Regions from separate parts of the Homo sapiens genome. Here region 1 is linked to region 2. Evidence: chromatin loops called from intact Hi-C (ENCODE). Cell type or tissue: heart left ventricle. All regions are shown on one strand. Links, peaks and the distances in the headings refer to the core of each region. The heading gives the core; the rest is flanking DNA.

Region 1 (6,984 bases), core at 1,006-6,005, 140 kb after region 2:
CAGAACCCTACTGAAAGGAGCCACCAGCCTGCCCACAGTGGCTGCCTCCAGGCTGGGATTATGGAGATTTGTACTATTTGGGTCTTTACTTCATTCTTTGTAGTTCCTAAGATCCCTACAGTGAATATAGAAATGCATAATTTTAAGAAGGCAGCTAGAATTTTAGAAAGACAGAAAAGCTAAAAAGGTGTTCAGCATTCGGGGAAAAGGCAAGGGGGAAGGGTGCAGAGTCCTGAGTCCTGCCCGAGAGCTCCTTCACCCGGAGACAGCACTCATTAGCACGAGTTCTCTCTATCCTGAGAGCAAAACCACTTCCAATTCTCCCCAGACAGACCGCAGTGTTTGCTGGAATTTCAGGCGACAAGTGAGACTGGATGGCTGATGCTGTCTACGGAGAGGGAAGCCCGGCAGAGCCACGAGGGCTAACTCACATTTCAGCTCCCTGGGACGCTTGCAAGAGCCCAGCCAGGCAAGGGGAGAGATCAGAAGACACCTGTGCGGATGTCGTGGCTTCGTACCTTTCTTGTGAAGTAGTAATAAGGCACTTCCATCCCCAGGAGACTGTGGGAGGTGGCAGGCCGGGGGAAGCTCTCATGAAGCAGGAAGCCGTGCTCTTCGGAAATGAAGAAGGACAGGATCAAAACATCTGCCTGGGAGAGAAAGAAAAGTACTGTTCTGTTTTTTTTTTTAACTTACATAAATTTCTGGGGTATGAGTGCCATTTTGCTACACACACTGCGTCACGGTGGGGTCGTTGCTACACACTGCGTCATGGTGGGGTCGGGTGCTTTGCTTTGATTACACCACCTTTTATCTGCTCCACTTGGGAAAAACCAACACGCCTACTGGAAGGACGCACCTCGTCCAGCTTGCGACCACTGGACTCTCCCAAGTGACTGATTTTCTTGCAGCAAAGGCTCATCATTCCCACCCTGAACTGGTGACTGCAACTCAAAAGAGCTTTCATGGTTTAAAAGTTCTCCCTCTTTGGCGGCTTTACTCTGATTTAAAAATCAACAGTAGCAGGCTGCGCACAGTGGCTCACGCCTGTAATCCCAGCACTTTGGGAGGCTGAGGTGGGCGGATCACGAGGTCAGGAGTTTGAGACCAGCCTGGCCAACGTGATGAAACCCCGTCTCTACTAAAAATACAAAAATTAGCCAGGCGTGGTGGTAGGCACTTGTAGTCCCAGCTACTTGGTAGTCTGAGGCAGGAGGATCGCTTGAACCCGGGAGGCAGAGGTTGCAGTGAGCTGAGATCATGCCAGTGCACTCCAGCCTGGGTGACAGAGCAGGACTCCATCTCAAAAATAAAAGAAGAAAAAAAAATCAACAGTGGCACCACCAACAAAGAGCCCCGACCCTGCTTTCAAGGAACAGGGAACACGCAGCACAGAAACCACATGCTCTGTGGGTCCATTGCACAGAAGCAGAACAAGCAACACCAGGACATGCGCCCATACCTGCAGCTGCTCTGGACAGGAAACCAGAAGAGGTGAAGGGAAGGCAAAGCCTTTCCTTGCTACCTGGTGTGAGTTCAGACAAGGGCGCATCATCACAGAGCAGACAAAGAGCCCTAGGATCAAACTGCCAGGAGACGGCCCTACCTCCCTGCCACGTCTCCATCTTCCCCGGGTGTCAGCCCGCCCATCCTCCCAACTGCCTGGGTCACCCCCACAGCCTGTATCTTGAAGTGGCGCCTCGGGCAGTGTCTTCCCCTCCCTGCTCTGGTGGTGGAGATGCCACCTGGACGTGTCCTCCCGCTCAGCGCCTGAGAACCAAGGGTGGATTTGCTTCTGAACTCAGGGTATCAACACTGACTGCAGATAACTTTTTTTTTTTCTTTTGAGACGGAGTCTCACTCTGTCGCCCAGGCTGGAGAGCAGTGGCGCGATCCCGGCTCACTCCGCCTGGGAGGCGGAGGTTGCAGTGAGCTGAGATTGCACCACTGCACTCCAACCTGGGCGACAGAGAGAGACTCAAAAAACAAACAAAACAAACAAACAAAAGATTTCTTTCCTAGAGAGAGAATCACATGTAGCAGTTGAGACAAGAGAACCAAAAAAATGCCATTCAGGTCAGACCAGACAGTAAGTGTGGAGCTGGCCCATGGGCATAAACCTCAAAGAGGAGACACCACACACCGTGGCTTTTCTGCATAGCTCAAAACAGACCTAGCAATGGCAAATCCATAGAGGTGGCATCGAGGTTACAGTGACGCTGCCATCAGTGGGAGCTGTGAGGCAGATGCTCTACTCCACGTGAACGAATTTTCAGGACCCCTTTCCCAGACCCCATGCTAGGAAGATTTTTTTTATTAATTCTTATTATTATTCTTTTTTAGAGACGAGGGTCTCAATATATTGCCCAGGCTGGTCTCGAACTCCTGGGCTCAAGCGTTCCCTCCCGCCTTGGCCTCCCACAGTGCCGGGATCACAGGCGTGAGCCACCGTGCCCAGCCCATGAAGATCTTAAGTCTGTCAAATGGCCACTGAGTGTGTCTAAACTCAAATACAACAGGCAGAGCGTACCGCAGGGCCAGCGCGCCCATCTTGGGGCTGCCCGTTTGCAGACTGAGGCTGGGAGCGCGGCGTCTCCTGCACGGCTTCGCATACAAACAGCCGGGGCTCACTCTGGTCCCAGAAGTGGTTCACGGGAACATAATTTTTCAGTCCCTCATCCACAAAGAGGTGGCTCCTAAAAGACAAAGGAAGACCCGTTTCAACCCCAGGGCGGGCACTCCTGCTACCAGTCTCCCTCCCACACACATTCCCGAAGCCTCCAGGTGCTGTCCCAGACCATGGTGTCCACGCGCTCAGCTCTGGGAGAACTTTTGGGGTCTCACTGCCATGCGCCCTACTGGAACATGTTCTCAGATTTTAACAACTGGGCTAAGGGTCCGAGCAAAGCCCAGTTTGAAAGAACCACAAAAAGATGACGCTTTGATTCTGGAGGCCTTATGGGGGCCCAGAAGAATCCCCAAAGCAAAAGGGACCCTTTTCCTTTTCCAGGACCAGCAGGCCAACCTCGAGGTGGGATGGCACCCCCTGCTGGGCGGGGTCGAGGCTTTGGCTCTGTGGTCATGCCGGGTTCCTTGTCCCCACCGGTCCCTGTGCCATGCTGCCCCTTGGACCCAGGTCCCTCCCATCTCTAAAGTTCTATGTTGGATGGGTCCAGAACTCAACAAAATGCTGTGGGGAAACACAATGATGTGCCGGCAGACGACACACAAGGTTTCAAGAGAGAGCAGGTGCCCAAGGTGAGGAGGCCTATGAGCCTCATTCGCCGCCCCCAGGGTGTCACGAACCCAGGCTGCAGAGTGGGACCCTGCCGGGCAGCACGACCCATGGCTGCTGAAGAAGGACAGGACCCGGTGCTGCAGGACATGAAGATCCCCTAGTAAGCCACTGCACCCAGCAATGGAGGTGCCCTCACAGCCACGTTCGGCACCAGTGCAGAGCAGAGCAGAAAGCAGGGCAGAGGGGCGAGTGCCATGCTCCAGACAAGGCGGCTCTGAGGCCCAGAGAGCCCGGGGACACAAGCTGGTTCCCGTGAGGTGAGACCGGCCTGGTACGGGACGGGAACGGACAGAAGGCAGGGGGCAAGATTCGAATGCAGAAAGGAACTCAGAGGCTCCCACAGCTCCCAGGGGAAGCCACACACGGCAGGCGCAGAGTCGAGAGGGAAAAGCATGAATGAAAAGACATTTTGGTATGAGAAACGCTGCGGACCTGGGTGACGGGCAGTGGGGACTAGAGGAAGGGTTCGAGGAGCGGCCCAAGAACAGTGGCAGCAGGGGGAGAGCTGGCACTTGGCCAAGTCAGGCATCATTGTCTGAGGTGGGAGAATGGGGCCTGCACTCGGTGAGCTGTGAAGATGGAGAGTTCCACAGGAAGTCACTGGCAGAGGGATGAAATGAGGCCACCAGGTGAAAGAAGGTTCCAGCACTGGATCTGAGGCGGAAGGTGTGTGGGAGAGGCAGGGGGAATCCAGGGGGGCTGGACAGAAGGGGTGTGTCTGATGGTGGTCAAGTAATGGAGGAGGGAAAAAAAAAGAGAGAAAACCACCCCCGAGCCCAGCCTTGTAACTGCTCTGCTCCTCTGTGAGCATATGCAGGCCCCAGGGTGCCCGTCCTGCTTTCCTGCCCTGCAGGCCTGGCTCACGCAGGCTGGGCGGGCTCAGCTCCGTGGCCCACTTTGCTTTTGTGCTTCACTTTGTGCAGAATCAGCCATGAACTGTGAGTGAACTATCATCAGCACTCAAAGTTCTCCAAATGCCCATTCAGTCACAGAAGGAACTCCAGATATAGTGAAGACAGACGATTGTTCTCCCCAGAAGTACATTCTTTAAACAGGCAAATGCCCCCCTACATGAGAGACGCGGATGGGTCTGAGGTCACCACATTTCTCTCCCTGCAGTGACTCATGGGCCACTTCTACAGATTCCCGGCCAGAACCCTTCCAGAAGTTCCAGTTTCCACTCAGCTAACTCCAGAACCTTCCACCTGAAGGACAGAGACTAAGAACTCCAATCTACCCACTGCCAGAGTGTGCTTCTGTTTTCCTCTTTCTTTTTCCTACTGGTGCCTGCTGGGGCCTTTTGAAGGCGCGTTAACTTAGCAACAACCCGCCCAGAAGCCGAGAAGTAACTGAACATCATTTTTTCCAACAAAATCCTCCTGAACCACAATCTTACTTATTAGTCTCTTGCTCATTAAAGGACAGCGTCTCTCTCCGATCAATTTGTCCAGTCTTGAAGTCAAAGACGGTCACTGTGTCCATTTCAACATCGTAGAAGCAGATTTTGGAATCAGGGCTGTTGTCAGCCTAGGAGAAGAGAAAACCAGAAAGCTCACGGAGCCTGCCCAGACCAGCGGGTTGGTGGGCTGTGCTAGGGGACTGACACAGCACATGTCAAGAGAAACACACCCAGTGTCACCAAGTCCACAGGCCACTCATCTTCCAAGGACTAGCATGCTTTCAATATTCATAATTTGTTGGTTTTGGTGTTTTTTGAGACAGGGTCTCGCTCTGTTGCCCAGGATGGAGTGCAGTGGTGCGATCTTAGCTCACTGCAGCCTCCGCCTCCCGGGCTCAGGTGATCCTCCCACCTCAGCCTCCCCAGCAGCTGGGATTGCAGGTGCGGGATAACCGTTCTCAGCTGAAACTCCTTTATTACAGCTGAACTTTTCCACTGCTTCCTTCTGCCATGGTCAAGTAGGCCCCTTCTGCCAGCCCCTGCCTCCTCCCAGCCCCGTGTTCTCCCCCATGGCACCTCCGGGACCCTGTGCTTTCTCTCTCTTTTGGGTCTTCCCGTCAGTGTTAACCCCTCAGAATGCACCCTCGACCTTTTTGAGGCTCCTGGCTGCCTCCTTCTCCCAGTGGCCCCACCTCCCTGGCGGCACCTGCTCACCTGGCTTCCCAGGCCCCATCTGGGTTCTCAGGGCCACAGTGGCCACTGTTTTTCCTCCTTGGGGACATCCTCTCGCCTGTCCCTTGAGCTCCGCCTGCAGCCCTGGCCCTCCCTTCTGACCAGGTGTGGGACTGCCCACTGGCTGCCTCCCAGGCACCTGCCCTTCTGCTCATCCACCTTTGCAGCAAACATCTCCTCACCCAGTTTCCTTTCCCACCTGGCTGCAAAGGTTAGAAACACCTTCTGCAGCCCTGTCCTGCCCTACCCCTCCGCCAGTCCATCGTCAAGCCCCACTGCAGCTGCTCGAGCCCTCCAGTGGCTGCCACGGGGACCAAGTAGGCATCTGCACCCACCGACCCTTTGATTCATCTTCTAGAAAGAACCCTCTAGAAAGATGATATTGACATTATCCTCATCCTTCTGCCCTGAGGTGAAAGTCCCACCTGCATCAGCCTTGGCCCTGCCCTTCACCACGAGTGCAGACCCTCGATGAGGACAGGCTTTGCCAATGCCGGCCTCTGCCCTCTGCCCTCTGCTGTCCCCACCAGTCCTCACCCGCTCACTCTCGCCCCAACCTTGGCTGGGCTGTCACCCCCTCAGCAGGCCTGGCCGGAGCTCCACAGCAGCGCAGTGCTGTGCAGTTCCACACCCTCCAAGCACACGTGCCTCCTTCCCTGCTCATCCACAGGCAGTGGGCGGGGTCCTTGTGCTCACCTGAGCACCTCTGTGTCCGTGGTGCCTAGCACAGCGTCTGGCCCACGGCAGGAGATCAGTCACGGCCCTTGAACAAGCGAATGAACAAGGGAACCCGCACCAGCGGAAGGGAAGGAACCAGGGAAGGAACCAACCGGCTCCAAACAGCGCTGCCATGCCCTGCCACCCCTGCCAGACCCTTCCATGTGGCTGCCGCTGGCCCTCTGCACACCAACATCACCCTGCCTCTCTGAGTGGGACGCCTGAGGGCTCTCCAACAGTCCTGTGCCTCCTCGCGTGCCAAAGAAAACTGAGTGGGATGAAGAAGGCAGGGATGAAGAGGAAGCGAGCAACTCTCCAACAAGGAATCGACTGTTTCGATGAAGGAGGACTTGGAGAAAGGCAGGGGACAGAAGATGGCAGGTCGGGGAGGAACAGAGGCTGGGTGAGGACCATGCTGGGGAGGTTCCCGGAGAAGGTGGGAGGGAGAGACCCGGGGAGACGAGGGGAAGGAGAGTGGGGCTGAACAGAACACAGGACAGGAAGACTTGCACAGGAGGAGAGAGGCACGAGCAGGCAGGAGGCCTGGCCTGGGAGGACAGAGGTGAGGAGGCGGAGTGGGCGAGTGGACGAGGGGTGGCCTCACCTTGCTGGGGAGGATGCTGATGGTGCTCCCGCTGCTGCTGCACCGCAGAGAAGCGATGCCCCCCACCCCAGGGACCAGCTCCGCCAGGCTCCTGCAGCTACAGTGTGCTTTGGCCTCTCTGCAGGGAGGAAGAGGGACCTCAGTGCCCGCCAGAGGCCCAGTTCCCAATTCTCCGCCCACCCTGAAACCTCTGTTCACCGGATGAGTGCTGCACAGCTCTTAGGCTGCTTCTCA
Region 2 (6,984 bases), core at 1,000-5,999:
CAGCACTTTGGGAGGCCAAGGTGGGCAGATCACCTGAGGTCAGGAGTTCAAGACCAGCCTGGCCAACATGGTGAAACCCCGTCTCTACTGAAAATACAAACATTCGCCAGGCGTGGTGGCGCATGCCTGTAGTCCCAGCTACTAGGGAGGCTGAGGTGGGAGAACTGCTTGAACACGGGAGGTGGAGGTTGCAGTGAGCCAAGATCGCACCACTGCACTCCAGCCTAAGCGACAGAGCAAGACACTGTCTCAGGAAAAAAAAAAAAAAAAAAAGAAAACATGTCATTTCTGTGTGTGTGTGTGTTTCCATCTTTTAAAAATTTATTTTATTTATCTTTTTTGCAATGGAGTCTCGCTCTTGTCACCCAGGCTGGAGTGCAGTGGTGCAATCTCAACTCACTGCAACCTCTGCTTCCCGGGTTCAAGTGATTCTCCCACCTCAGCCTCCCGAGTAGCTGGGATTGCTGGCACCCACCACCATGCCCGGCTAATTTTTTTATTTTTAGTAGAGACATAGTTTCACCATGTTGGCCAGGCTGGTCTCGAACTCCTGACCTCAAGTGACCTGCCTGCCTCAGCTTCCCAAAGTGCTGGGATTACAGGCATGAGCCACCACACCCAATACATCTTTTTATTTTTTATTTTTGCAATATGTCTATGTAACAAAAACGTGTCATTTCTTATGCCCAGAGTTTGAGAGGAATTCACATTCATTCCCGTAGAGAGGTTAGTTGGAAGCCTGGACGTGCCTCCAATGAATGGGGAAAGGTGAAGTGCTTCTTTCCTCTCAGGATGGCCCTGGAGCTAGAAGGCCTGCTCCTGACTTCCGGTGCAGGTCACCCCTCCTGTCGCCCGGGTGGTGGCGGGGACCTCGGCCCATCTGCTGCACTGTGTGTGGCCGGATGGCCCTGGACAAGCCCCTTCCCCTGAGCCAGAATCTGCTCGCCTCTGGAGCACCGGCTCCTGCACGTGCTTCCCAGCAGAAGAAGCGCCAGATCTGGGACCAGTTCTGTTCCCCCAGGAACTCTTGGCATCAAGGCCAGGAAGGGGGGCTGGAGGTGTCCTGAGCTCAGCAACACCTGGGCGGCCTGGCCCCAGACTGTGTTTGGGGCTGCTGTGTCAACAGAGGCACCTGTTTGCCCAGGTCCTCCTCAACGGGCCCTGCCCCACCTGTTCTACCCCAGAACCCCACCTGGAATCACTGCCAAACCAGTCCCCCTGTAGGGACCTGGGAGCACCCACTGTTGTGGGAGGAGGGGGCTCAAAGTGTGGTTGGGGAGGACTGGTCAGCCTCATCCTGGTGTGCAGCCCAGGGGGGCTTCCTGAAGGAGGTGGAAATCGAAGGGCCCTCTGGTTAGCCATGGAGCCTTTGGGTTGGGCTGGTGCACCTTCCTGGTTGTTGTGGTTTTGGGCAGTTGCGCACAAGCTGCCCCAGGACAGCAGAGTCAGGGGCAGAGCTGGAAGGTACAGGCAGGGGCTGAGGCTTCACTCGGGGGGCGGGCCAGCCTCTGAGGGGCCAGGCCACCAAGTTAATCTCAGTCTCAAACAGAAATGAGACACCTGGGAAGAGTGTGAAATGGGCATCCCCCGTCCCACTCAGCCCACTGTGAGGACTGGAAGACGCCACCCCGGGTTCAGCAGTGCCCCAAATTCACGTCCCCTCAGAACACAAGAACTTGACCTTGTCTGGAAACAGGGTCTTTGCCAATGTCATTAGTTAAGACGAGGCCCTTCTGGACCAGGGTGGGCCCTAAATCTAACGACACTTCTACTAACGACTAAATCTACTATCTCTTCTAACGACTAAATCTAATGTAACACTTTGGAGGAGCTGGGACTCCAGGCGTGAGCGCACCGCCGGCTCCCGTGGTGCCCATCTGCCCCCAGTGGCCATTGACTGGTGGGCGTTGACTCCCTCCCGCCCCCCGAATGCTGTGTGTCTGCTTGACCCCGGGTGGGAAAAGCCACAGCCGGATGTGCCGGGGCGCCTGTGTCCCCGGGGCCCTGCTCTCCTTGGTGAGTCCATGTGGAGCTGGCACTGGCCCTGCCCAGAAAGCTGCTGTCATCCTCCCCCTCCCCCAGGGACGTAAACCAACACCTCGGCCTTCATTATCTCAAAGCACACAGAGAAATTTCGTGGGAGGCCTAATGTCCCGCTAATGGGCGGCGGAGGCTGCAGCCCTCGTGTGCCTAATGGCGGGTGACTAGCCGCAGAGCCTCTTGAGAGCTGGCATATTGGAGCTATTGATTTTCTCCAGGAAGATCAATCTGGGGTCCGTGGGCACAGCAGGCATGCTGCACTCGGAAGGGCAGCGCCTTCCTCCCAGGCCTGAGGCCCCACAGCAAGGGTGGGAGCCGGCGGGGCTGTGGGCCGGGAGCTCGGTTGGGCCCGATGCTGCCCCCCGACGAGAGGCGCGCTGGCCGCAGATGCTGGAAGACGCCCGGGCCCAGCCCCACTGCCGGGGCCTCCTGTGCTCCTCGGCCTGGCCCCGGCCGCCCCCCCCACCCCAGGCAGGACACAGGCAGGCAGTGGTGTGGGACGTGCATTTCTCCACCATCCCAGATGCCCCAGAGGCTGCTGCCCCACCCAGCCTCACCAGAAACCGCAGTCACCTCCTCCTGAAGGCCTCCTGAGTCTCAGAACTCAGGGGTAGGGGGCTAATTAGCGAGGAGCTAATTCATCCACCCGTCCCCCAGGGGGTCCCCATATCCCACCCTCGCCCCTCCGGCCACCCCTGGGTTCCCCTTCGCTGCCTGCTTGGACCGGTGCAGTGGCACTGTCACCCCTGAGCCTCAGGCCAGCTCCCCGGGTGTCCATGACAGTCCCACACTGCTCTGCCCCAGCACCTCCTCCCAAATGCCTGTCTGCTCCGGTTTGCGCCCACTCTAGAATTTTCCATTCCAGACTAGGGTTTTCTCTGTGGTCTCCTGTCAGGCAGAGACGAGCATCCAGACAGCTCCGGGACAGGTGGGGTCACGGGCGGGGTCACAGGCAGGCCCCCAGCACCCGAGTCAGAGGACAGCGGGAAAACCCAGGGCCCTGGGGCGGGAGAAGCGTGCGGCCTTGCTGGGGAAGCAGGTCACCCCTCTGAGGCTTTCTCTCCAGGGGCGGGGGAAGCGCCGAGGTTCAGGCAGCCACGGCTCACCCCCCTCCAGCATCCAGAGGCTCCCGCGTCCCGGCTCCTGGCCGCTGCCTCCAGCTCCAAAGCCAGCAGCGTGGCCTCTTCCATCCTCTCAGCCTCCTGCCTCCCTCCAACAAGGATCCACCAGGTGACCGCCTGTCTCCAGGTCCTTCGCTTAGCCACGCCCGCCGTCCCTCAGCTGTGTCGGTGCTGGGGGTTCGGGCGCGGACGTCCTGGGGCCATCACAGGGCCGGTGTTTCCAGGCTGTCCGCTCCGCGGGAACCCCTTCCGCTTCCCGAGGGCAATGCCCGCCGAGCCCCCGCACACGCCTCCTTCACGAGGGGCTGGGTCTCATTTCCTCACCCTTGGCGTCCAGGACAGTGACCAGCACCGACGAGGCCGAGCTGAGGTCCACCTGCGCCCGAAGCCTGGGCTGGCCATTTCCTGCCGCCCGCGCCTTTCAGGACAGAACACAGGGGCCCAGAGGCCCTTCTGGGTCCTCCACTGGAGTTCCCTCGGGGCCCCGGCTGACCCCATCCCTGCTGAGACCCGCAAGATGGAGGCCTGCAGTGCCCAGACCCCAGGCCGGGTTGGCTCCCGCCCTTCCCTCCGCAGGCCCCGGCCATTCCACAGCATGCGGCAGAGGGCGCCGCAGCCACTGCCAGGAGCGGCAGAACCCCCACCCTCTGCAGGTCCGGCCCCGGGGTTCTGAGCCACGAGGGCGGGCGCACCCAGGGCCCCCGGCCGGAAGCTCCCCGGGTCGGGAGGGCCAGGGGCTGTATCTGGTCAGAGATGGGGGCCTAGGGCCCTGAACCCCAGGCAGCCGCAGGTCCTCAGCCACAGCTGGATCAGAGGGGAGCTGGTGAGGCTGGCAAAGCCCCCCACAGCCAGGGCCTGGCCAAGCATCCTCAGACCCTGGAGTCTCAGGGCGGCCCCCATGAAGCCAGGGACAGAGGCCCCTACATGGTTTGGACACTCAGGGCTGAATACGGCCAGATGCACCTCACCTGGGGCATGGGCTCCCTGGGCTGTGGGCTCCCTGGGCTATGGGGTCACCTGGCTGTGGGTCACTGGGCTATGGGGTCACCTGGCTGTGGGGTCGCTGGGCTGTGGGCTCACTGGGCTATGGGGTCACCTGGGCTGTGAGCTCACCGGGGCGTCGGCTCGGCTTCTGCCTGTGAAGGAGCAGTAAGGAGAAGCCGTAACTGGTGGCTGTGCCGATGCTGTCCCTGTCCCCACTCCCAGCAGCCTTTCCTGGGACCTGCAGGTGACCCCACCCCTCACCATGAGACCCATGTGGAGGCCGCCGGCCTGCCCTCTGCAGAATCTTACTCTTAAGTTTGAACTTTTCGTTTCCTGTCCCTTCCCTGGAAGCTGGGGGTCCTGACTGCAGCCCCGGACACTGGGTGATTGCATTGACTGCCTGAGGCCCCCTGGGATCTCCTGCCCTCCGGGTGCCCAAGAAATCAAGGCGGGGCCAGAGGTCCCCAGGTGCAGACAAGGGCTGGGCCTGTGTCCAAATCTCTGTGTGTTGGATGTCACTGGGTGAGAGGAGCTGGTCTCCCATCTGACTGGGGGACGCCTGGAGCGTAGGGGTGAGGACCGGGGTGGGGGGTAGCATCCAGAACCCTCCTGGCCCCTGGAAGGTGAAGGCCCAGGAGCTGGGGGCTCGGGACAGGGGGTGCTGGGGCCAGGCCAGGCTGGGGGCTGCTGTCCCGTCCTCAGAGCCAGAGTCCCTGGGAAGGACACTGTGGAGTCCTCCCAACCTGGGCCACTTGGGGCTGCTCTGGGGAGTACAGTGCCAAGCGGGGGCACACCTGGCGAATGCCAAGGTCAGGGACAGTCACATGCGGGTGGCGCCTGTGCGACCTGAGCCATGTCCCCACAATGCGTGTCTACCTTGAGTCTCCGAATGGGACCTCATTTGGAAACGGGCACCCTGCAAGTGTAACTGGTGAAGCTGAGGGCACACTGGGTGGGCGTTGGCCCTAAATTCAGGGACGGGGTCCCCCTAGGAGGGCAGAGGACACACACAGGGAAGACCCCGTGAGGACAGAGGCAGAGACTGGGGAGACGCAACCACGAGGCAAGGAGCCACTCCTGGAGGCCCTGGACCAGGACCTCTGGCCTCCTGACCTGTGTTCCAGGCTGCCTGAGTTGTGGTCATTGTCACAGCAGTCCAAGGAAGCTAACATGGCCCCCACAGTGGACCAGCTGGGGCCACCCAGGAAGAGCCAGGGAGTCGGTGGGAGCGGCAGAAGCCCTTGGGGACGCTTCTGGGGGAGGCTTTCCTGGGAGCAGTAGGTGAAGGGAGGGTTCCCAGCCCCCCATTTCCCACCCCAGGGGTGGCTGCAGCTGAGGAAGGAAGGCCCCTGGGAAGAAGCCTGGGGAAGAAGGGGGTTCCGCCATTAAGGATCAATTGCAAACACCTCTGAGCTCTGGGCAGGTGGGCGGCAGCAGCCCAGCAGGCGTCCTGGTAACCACTGGGCCAGTGGAGATGGTCATGGCTGTCCGGGAGGTCCCGATGGCCGAGGGAGCTGGGCAGGTGCTCCAGGAGCCCCACCTGCAGCCCACACACCGGGCCCTGGCTGGGGGTCCCTGGGACCTCGCTTCCTTCCCCTCCCCCTTCCCCAGGGTCCTCCTGCGGCCGGGAGTGCTGTTCACCCCGCTGGCTGCAGAGGCAGGATGTCCTCTAGAGAGGCCTACTCCAGAACTCAAAATAGCATGAAATTTAATTTTCCGCTTATTTGACAAGGCTGGGTCCGGGCCCCAGTCCACAGCAGAGATAAGGGTCCCGGGGCCCGGGGGCGAGCCAGCTGCGCCTGCACAAACACTCCACGGTCCCCAGGCAGGCCGCGTGCAGGTGAGGCGGGGGGCGTGCTCCCCCCTCGGGGCCCTGGTTGCCGGGCGCTAAAGCAAACGGGCTCTATTTGCCCAGTCTGCGATGACAATGCTGTCGCCAAATATTTGCCAGCCCCTGGCGGCTGCAGAGCGCGGCTATAAATGCTTGTGTCCGGGTGAAGGTCTGCCTGTGGAGCAAGAGCTGTCGGCCCCGGCCAGGTAGGAGCCAGGGCCTGGGGGAGGCAGACGCTGCTGGGGACACCACAGCACTGGGGATCTGGAGTCTGTGAGTCCTGCCCAGGGCTCTGTGGGGAGCACCCACCCCTGGGAGAGACCCCCAGACCACTGGGCAGGCCCAGGACTGGGCCGGCATTGGGGCAGACAGGCCGCCATGGGAGGGCACCTGCATCTGGGCTGTCCGTGAGCAGTCAGCCCCAAAGTCCAGCGCTCAGGACACTGGATGCCTCCTGCGAGGGGGACCCCAGTACTTCAGTGAGATCAGGACCACAGCTGGGCAGGCCAGGGTCGGGAGGCCTCGCAGTTCACCTCCCCGACAGCCAGCGGGGAAACATCCTGACCCCGAGGAAAGCCTGTCCCAGAGCCGTGGATGCTCCCCACAGTCCTGCCCGCTCCCCACAGCCCTTCCTACTCCCCGCAACACCCCTCCCTCCCTGAAGCCCTCCCCCATCCCCAAAGCCCTCCTCCCTCCCTCCGCCCTCCTGCCACAGGCTCCGGACAAGATGGGTTCAGGCTACCTGACCCCAGGGGCACCCACGTGTCCCCTCGAGGAGGGGCTGGGCAGCCCTTGTCTGTGTGGTGGGCACTACCTGGCAGCTGGCCCAGAGGAGAGCTGCACCCACCCCACAGTCCCCATCCAGATACCCTCCTGCCAGGCCCCTGACCCAGATACCTCACTTGAGTCGTCCTGGCCAGGTGCAGTGGCCCCTGGAGCCCACCCCTGCAGGGACCTCCCACCCCAGCCGCCTTCACCATCGTGGAGACTTCCTAGTTAGGACCACTG

The links. Peaks named below come from ENCODE experiments on the same cell type or tissue, not always from the same donor. Only the 100,000 strongest peaks of a DNase experiment are listed, where the experiment ranks them.
Region 1: it touches region 2 in a loop (1.8-fold over the local background); 2 of 110 quality-filtered maps call a loop at or near these places.

What each region holds. Positions count from the first base shown.
Region 1 is chr16:1,561,467-1,568,450 of GRCh38, forward strand. IFT140 (intraflagellar transport 140) reads right to left here. Exons shown (of 31, transcript NM_014714.4): 15 at 6,751-6,868; 16 at 4,695-4,825; 17 at 2,531-2,696; 18 at 519-650. Among named protein-coding and RNA genes, the nearest start is that of TMEM204, 31 kb to the left of the region's middle. RefSeq lists an enhancer at 339-948. In heart left ventricle, for the core only: a CTCF peak has its summit at 3,052 (motif pointing left); no DNase peak of the experiment used is centred there.
Region 2 is chr16:1,424,927-1,431,910 of GRCh38, forward strand. LOC105371044 (a long non-coding RNA gene) reads right to left here and starts at 3,833. Exons shown (of 2, transcript XR_932996.3): 1 at 3,486-3,833; 2 at 625-3,355. It overlaps PERCC1 (proline and glutamate rich with coiled coil 1), which reads left to right and starts at 6,152. Exons shown (of 2, transcript NM_001365310.2): 1 at 6,152-6,182. RefSeq lists silencers at 3,756-3,915, 3,946-3,995 and an enhancer at 4,948-6,065. In heart left ventricle, for the core only: a CTCF peak has its summit at 3,762; DNase peaks (open chromatin) are centred at 1,996, 3,108, 3,761 and 5,767; H3K4me3 peaks cover 551 bases.